Regions from separate parts of the Homo sapiens genome. Here region 2 is linked to region 1. A link is an interaction called in ENCODE POLR2A ChIA-PET data of the cell type or tissue named here. Cell type or tissue: OCI-LY7. All regions are shown on one strand.

Region 1 (4,000 bases):
CTGGTAAGAAAGCTCAGTTAGTGAACGGCCGGGCAGGGTGGCTCATACCTGTAATCCCAGCAATTTGGGAGGCCGAGGCAGGAGGATCCCTTGAGCCCAGGAGTTTGAGATCAGCCTGGGCAATATGGCAAATCCTCATCTCTACCAAAAAATACAAAACATTAGCTGGGCCTGCTCATGGGCACTTGTATTCCCATCTACTTGGGTGGCTGAGGCAGGAGAATCACCTGAGCCCAGGAAGTCCAGGCTGCAGTAAGCTATGATCATGCCACTGCACTCCAGCCTGGGCAACAGAGTGAGACCCTGTCTCAAAAATAAAAGAAAGAAGGAAAGAAAACCAGTGCAGGCCAGGCATGGTGGCTCACTTGTGGGAGGCTGAGCCAGGAGGATTGCTTAAGGCCAAGAGATTGAGACTAGCCTCATAAACATAGGGACCATGTCTCTACAAAAAAGTATTCAAACAAATAAATAAATAAATAAATAAATAAAACAAATGCAAAATTGTATCTTAGATAAATGCTATATATGAGAGGCTCTGTGAGAAACTACAATGGAGATATTGACTTATTCAGGAAGGTTAGAGAAGGCTTCTACAAAGTCGGGACATGATATCTGAAGGATAAGTAGGAATAAACTGAAAGAAGCATCAAGGGTAAAGTATTTCAGGCAGAGGAAACAGCAGGTGCAAAGGTCCTGGAGCAAATCAATAGAGACTGAAATGTCACTGGGGCTGGAGACGAGAGTAGAGGGGAGTAGGAGCACTGGAGGGCCTGGCGACATAAGGAGGGGCCAGACTGTGGGGCTTTGAATGCATGCGAGAAATTTTGATTTCTAGCCGAGGAGCGATGGGAAAACAGTGTTAGAACAACAACAAAAGAAATGTACACTCATACACTGTTGGTAGGAGGGTAAATTGATGAAGTCTTTTAGAAGAAGAATTTGGCTGTACTGAATCAAAATACGATTTTGATAAAATGTTAATCAAATGACACAATGACCTTTGACCCAGCAAATCCATTCTAGGAATCTTTCCTAAGTAGACACTACTACATAAGTATAGATAGATATAGATATAGATATATGTACACATGCACAAATATATTCATTGTGGCAATAGTAAAAAAAAAATCAGAAACAAATTAAATGTCCATCAATCAGGAATAGATTAAATAACATGTGGCACAACCATAATGGAAAACTTACATGTTTCTCAATTTATTTGAGACCATTTTTGCTTCAGCTATTTTGAAGTTGTTATTAAAAACATACACTTACATGGATGAATCATTTTTCGTTAAGAAAAGTCCTTCTTTATCTTTGTAATACTGTCTTCTTGACATCTACTTTATCTGATATTAGTATAGTCTCTGCAGCCTTTGTAACTATTTGCATAGTACATTGTTTTTGATCCTTTTACTTTCAACTTGTCTTTACATAAAGTGCATGTCACATAGACAGAATATAGTTCTGCATTTCTTTCTTTCTTTCTTTCTTTCTTTCTTTCTTTCTTTTTTTTTTTTTTTGAGACAGAGTCTCCCTCTGTCGCCTGCCCAGGCTGGAGTGCAGTGGTGCAATCTCGGCTCACTGGAACCTCCAGCTCCCAGGTTCTAGTGATTCTCCTGCCTCAGCCTCCTGTGTAACTGGTACTGCAGGCACCTGCCACCACACCCAGCTAATTTTTGTATTTTTAGTAGAGACGGGGTTTTGCCATGTTGGCCAGGCTGGTCTCGAACTCCTGACCTCAGGTGATCTGCCTGCCTCTGCCTCCCAGAGTGCTGGGATTACAGGTGTTAGCCACTGCACGCAGCTTTTTTTTTTTTTTTTTTTTTTTGAGATGGAGTCTCACTCTGTCGCCAGGCTGGAGTGCAGTGGCGCAGTCTTGGCTCACTGCAACCTCTGCCTCCCGGGTTCAAGCAATTCTCCTATCTCAGCCTCCCAAGTGGCTGGGAGTACAGACATGTGCCACCACACCCAGCTAATTTTTGTATTTTCAGTAGAGTTGGGGTTTCACCATTTTGGCCAGGATGGTCTCGATCTCTTGGCCTTGTGATCTGCCCGCCTCAGCCTCCCAAAGTGCTGCGCTTACAGGCGTGAGCCACCGCGCCCAGCTATTTTTTTTTTTTTTTAAAGAGACAGGGTCTTGTCCATTGCCTAGACTGGAGTGCAGTTGCAAAATCATAACTCACTGTAACCTTTAACTCCTGGGCTCAAGCAGTCCTCTTACCTCAGCGTCCCGAGTAGCTGGGACTACAGGCATACCCCACCACCCCCAGCTAATTTTTAAATTTTCTGTAGAGACTAGGTCTTGCTAGGTTGCCCACACTAGTCTTAAACTTCTGGCGTCAAGTGATCCCCCACTTCCTTAGCCTCCCTAAGCGCTGGGATTACAGGCAGGAACCACGGAGCCCTGCCCCATTAATCATTTAAAAGTGTACAGTTCAGCAGCATTTAGTGCATTCACTATGTTGCATTAAGTTGGCGCAAAGTAGTTGCCATTAAAAGTAATTAAAAGTTTTGACAAAAACCGCAGTTACTTTTGCACCAACCTAATACAACCACCACCACCTCTCTCTGGTTTCAAAACTTTTTCATCACCCCCAGAAGAATATTCTATAGGCTTTAAGTAATAACTCCCCATCTCCCCTTCCTCATTCTCTGACAACCAGGAGTCTGCTTTCTGTCTCAAGGGATTTGCCTATTCAAGGTACGTCGTGTATAAGGAATCATACAATATGTAACTTTTTGTGTCTGGCTCCTTTTACGTAACACAAAAATGTTTGAGGTTCATCCAAGTTGTAGCGTGTATCAGTGCTTCATTCTTTTTCTGGGGGCGGGGTGGCAGGGGACAGGTCTGACTCTGTCGCCCAGGCCGGAGTGCAGTGGCATGACCTCAGCTCACTGCAACCTCCGTTTAATTCCTGGTTTAAGTGATTCTCCTGCCTCAGCCTCCCCAGTAGCTGGGATCACAAGCAGGCGCCACCATGCCTGGCTAAGTTTTGTATTTTTAATAGAGATGGGGTGTCACCATGTTGGCCAGGCTGGTCTTGAACTCCTGGCCTCAGGTGATCCACCTGCCTTGGCATCCCAAAGTGCTGGGATTACAGGCAAGAGCCACCATGCCTGGCCTCACTACCCATTTGCAAATTGTTTGTATTTTTGTTTCAAATTGTAAGCATTCTTTATATATTCTGGACACTAAACCCTTATGAGATAAGGTTTGTAAATATTCCCTCCCATTCTGTAGGTTGCCTTTTCACTTTATTGATAATATCCTTTAATTTGCAAAAGTTTTAATTTTTGTGAAATCTAATTGATCTATTTTTTCTTTTGTTGCTTGTGCTTTGGGGTCTTTTAAGAATCCATTGCCAAATCCAAACTCATAAAGATTTACCCCTATGTTTTCTTCTAATGTAGTTTTATACTTTCAGCTCTGGTATTTAGGTCATTGATCCATTTCAAGTTACTCTTTGTATATGAAGTGAGGTAGGGATCCAACTTCATTCTTTGGCATGTAGTTTTCCAGTTCTCCCAGCACTATTTTGAAGAGACTGTTTATTCCCCCATTGAATGTTCTTGGCACGCTTGTTGAAAATCAGGTGACCATAGGTGTTTGGGTTCATTTCTGGACTCTCAACTTTATTCTGTTGGTCTATATGTCCATCCTTATGATGGTATCACACTGCTTTGATTACTGTAGTTTTGTAGTAAACCCTGTCTCTACTAAAATGCAAAAAATTAGCCAGGAGCAGCAATGTGCACCTGTAGTTCCAGCTACTCAGGAGGCTGAGGCAGGAGAATTGCTTGAACCCGGGAGGCAGAGGTTGCAGTGAGCTAAGATCACGCCACTGCACTCCAGCCTGGGTGACAGAGCAAGACTCCATCTCTTAAAAAAAGAAAGAAAGAAAGAAATCAGAAAGTGGGAGTTCTCCAACTTTGTTTCTCTTTTTCAACATTGTTTTGGCTATTTGGGGCCCCACGCAATTTCCTATAAATTTCAGGA
Region 2 (4,000 bases), 240 kb after region 1:
TAAGTTCAGAAAAAGAATTTGATCTTGTTTGTTTTTACTAGTTTGAGGATGACCTTTGACAACTTTGACTGTACCGTAGTCATGCATGGATTTGATTGTTTTGTCAAAACAAACCCATGTTGCAGAATTGGGCTGTGCCCTGGGCAGGGGACAGCAGGCACAGAATCCACCCTTGAGATGTCCCCAGGCTTGGCAGGTTGAGTCATGGGTGAGCCACCACTCTGGATTTGACTCCTAGCTGTGATTTAATGTCTACTTCTTCAGTTCCCAAATGGTAATTCCCACCTAATTCATTCATTCAGCACACACTGATTGAGCATCTATTCTGTCCCCAGCACTGGGGACACAGAAGTGAACAGGGCCAACCAGGACTCTGCTATCAGTGGCACAATCATAGCTCACTGCAACCTTGAATTCCTGGGTTCAAGCCACCCTCTTGCCTCAGCCTCTCAAGTAGCTAGGACTACAGGCGTTCACCACCAAGCCCAGCTAGTTTTTAAAATAATTTTTCCCTACTTACAAACTAACATATTATCAGCTAATTTTTTAAAACTTTTTGTAGAAACAGGCTCTCACTATGTTGCCCAGGCTGATTTCAAACTCCTGGCCTTAAGCCTTCCTCCTGCGTCAGCACCCCCAAAGTGCTGGAATTACAGGCATGAGCCACCGCCCCCATCCCATATGTGCTTTTCACTTTGATCCTGTCGAGCCTCCTGGAACCTAAAATGCCTGGATCCAGACAGAACTCAGAAGCCATTCACACCAGGAGACCTCGCCTCTGGGCCCCAAAGCCACAGGCCATATCCAGTCAGACCTCGGAGAGCAAGAGTCCACAATCCTTCTGTCCTGTCCTTAAGCCTTTGGAACTGAAAATTTCAGGTGCAAAGGAGCCCAGAGGTGGCTTTTCATCAGCGGGTAGGGCAGCTGCAGACTTGAGCTCTGCCCCTGCCGGGCGATGTCAGAGTGTGCAAGGGCAGGCAGGGACCGCTGCGCCCGTTGGCACAGTGTGCAACTCAGTAATTGCCAGAGATGGAGTGGGCGAGTGACCGCGTGGGGGCCGTGGACAGCAACTCATTCATATTTAATAAAGCAGCTGCACGGCCTCCATTCATTTCTGCAATGGATGGTGGCGAAGGTGATTCCTGAGGGAGAGAGGGTGAGCCATGGCAGAGTGCTGGCCTGGCTCCTCCCTTCTCAGTGCTCCTGACTTACAGCACAAACTTCAAAGAGAAGTAGGCATGTTTTTTTAACTGAAATCGGACCCCAAACCTATGAACTGGTGAGGCAGGGCAGCTGCTTCGTTTCCTGACACTGTGGCTCTATCCTTGGTTTTCTGGGGACAGAAGCCTCAGACCTGCCCTCCCCAGAAACAGGGCACCAGTCTCTGCAGTAAGCAGGGCATGTGCAGCCCCCACGTGACAGCAGAATGGAGGCAGTGGGCAAGGCCTCCAGGTATGGAGGTGGAAGTACCAACCCTGACAGCCTCAGGCAGCCTCCAGCAGCCCCTCCGCACTCAGGGACAGTGAAAGAGGAGCAGAGACAGAAGAGTGAGATCTGCCATGGGAGGTGTTCCTCGAACTCCCCAGGGAGCCAAGCCCCATGCTGGGTGCTGGGGACGGAAGAAACCCCTGGGGGAGTGAGACTGCTGCAGGGCAGAAAGATCAAGCCTCCTGCAAGCCATGCCTGGGAGTCTCAGCTCTAGGTTTTGATGGTCAGTTTGCTGATATAAGCAGTCTCTTAACTTCTAGAAGCCTTGATTTCTTCAGCTGTGTAATGGGTATAAACCTGATAATACTTACCTCAAGAGTGTTATGAGAAACAAGTGTTATGCATTGTGTAAAAGTTTTTCCAAATGACAAATGGGAGTTTTCCCAGGATGTCTTCTCCACTGTAAGGAAGTCAAAATTTTACACCTCAAGGTCAAATTCTAGTCAGAACCTCCTCTGTGCTGGGTGCAGGAGGAGGATAGAATGCAGAAATGAACCAACCAGGAGCCTGCTCTCTGGGGGCAGGTGATGTGTGTATTTTAATTCTAGGCATCACATGGCCAGTATCACCTACAGCTGGAGGAGGCAAGGAGGTGTGGTCTCAGGAGGGGTTCCTTTCAGTTGTGGGAGGGGTAGCCAGAGAAGGCTTCCTGGAAGAGATGGCTTTTGAGCTGAGCTGTGAAGGGTGGGCAGAATCTTAACAGGAAATTTTAGAGAGGGCAGGAAGGGAAGGCATTCCAGGCACAGGTAACAGTGTGAACAAAGCCCCACAGATGGGAAAATGGGTGTGTTGGGAGGAGATACTGAACCATTTACCTCTGAGTTAACCAGGCACTGTGGCCTTTTCCCCAAGCCTACCTTCTGAGGCTCTGTGGGTGCCACCAGGTCAAAGGTAAGGGGTAGCTTGGGTTCTGGATCAAGGTGAGGGCTAGCCTAGGCTCATGTCATTTCCTAGCAGATGGGGTTCCTCAAGGAGGAGAGGAGGTGGCAAATGCAAGCAGAGGCTGACATCTTCCTTAGGAGGCAGCGAAGGGGAGCGTGTTTCAGATGGGGGTGGGAGCAGATGGATTTCCAGCCCCGCAGATCCAATAGCTGTGGAGCCTCTTGGCCAGCTGTGTGGTGATGTGGGGAAGGGGACCCTTCTGGCCGACTGAGCACTGCTGTGGCCTCCTCAGCACACTGCCTCAATAGCTGTCTCTGGGAGGGACGCATGGCCTGCAAAGCCCCACAGGAGGAGGCCATCACTAGGAAGCACGCTCTGCAGGAGACACAGCTGCTATGATTTTAGACCACTGAGGCCTTTAGCACCCCAGGTGATCTTAGTGATTTATTTATCTACATGTCCTGATTTTTCTTCAGTGCACGTGCATTACACACAATTTGAAGATAATTTTTAAAAGTTGACGTTGCTCTCCTTGCTTGGTCTTCCCAGCAGATCGTGATGGGGGCCTCTGCAAGCTCCACTACAGACCAGCTCTGAGGACGTTTAGCAAAGAACCTGCCTGTGTGAGTCTGTTAGGGTACAGAGCACAGGAACACACACTGGGTGGCCGAAACAATTTATTTTCTCGAAATTCTGGGGCTGGAAGTCCAAGATGAAGGTGTCAGGCAGGGTTGGTTACTTCTCAGCCTTCTCTCTGTGTCTTCACACCTCCTTCCCTCTGGATGCGTCTGTGTCCTAATCTCTTCTTACACAGGCATCAGTCACCCTGGATTAGGGCCCACCCTAAAGACCTCATTTTAACTTCATTACCTCTCAAAGACCCAGTCTCCAAATACAGTCACATTCTAAGGTACTGAGGGTTAGGACTTCAACATATAAATGTGGGGGTGACACAATTTAGTCCATGACACCATTTGAGAAGAAGGAGACCCCCAGATCCTGAGAGCAGTCCCAGCTGGGACCTGCTCTTCACCCATCAACACTACCTCTGCCCGTGCTATGCCACCCCTAACCCCAGTGACACCTGCCCCTGTTTGTCCAAAGCCAGAGGCTTCTGCCCCTCAGATCTGAACTCCCAAATGTGGCCCCCAGGAAGATCCTTACCTCATACCTTCCATCCAAAAAAATTCCTAGTGGAGCCAAGAGTTTCTTTAAAAAGTTTTAAATAGAATGAATGGGGTTATAGATGAATATATTTCAAACTTCCATATGAAATATGACTTTATAAGCTTAAAAAGATGGAAAAGTCTCAAAGGACAAGATTGAAATATTTAATCTTATGATTTTCTTTTTTTAGTTTTATGTATCCAAAAACATTTAACAAAATACAAAGATAAAGAAGTTGGAAAAATCTAAAGAATGTGAAAAGGCATAATGCCTTTAATACATGAAAAATGTGCATGCAATTTTATGAAAAATCCTACCACCCTCAATAGAGACATGGGTAAAGGTATCCACAGAACACTCATAAATGAGCACAATGTTCAATCCGACACTGAAAACACTATTTGACTTCACAAAAATCATTTTTTAAAAACACCTAGTGCTGGCGAGGGCGAGAAGAAATGAA

The links. Peaks named below come from ENCODE experiments on the same cell type or tissue, not always from the same donor. Only the 100,000 strongest peaks of a DNase experiment are listed, where the experiment ranks them.
Region 2: POLR2A ChIA-PET joins it to region 1 with 5 read pairs; 2 of 35 experiments call an interaction of 5 or more read pairs at or near these places.

Annotation. Positions count from the first base shown.
Region 1 is chr9:37,067,221-37,071,220 of GRCh38, reverse strand. No RefSeq gene overlaps it. Among named protein-coding and RNA genes, the nearest start is that of PAX5, 35 kb to the right of the region's middle. In OCI-LY7, no CTCF peak of the experiment used is centred here; no DNase peak of the experiment used is centred here; H3K4me3 peaks cover 248 bases; H3K27ac peaks cover 1,147 bases.
Region 2 is chr9:36,829,283-36,833,282 of GRCh38, reverse strand. PAX5 (paired box 5) reads left to right here. Exons shown (of 10, transcript NM_016734.3): 10 at 1-14. LOC105376030 (a long non-coding RNA gene) reads right to left here. Exons shown (of 3, transcript XR_001746662.3): 3 at 3,031-4,000. Among named protein-coding and RNA genes, the nearest start is that of MIR4475, 7.7 kb to the right of the region's middle. In OCI-LY7, no CTCF peak of the experiment used is centred here; no DNase peak of the experiment used is centred here.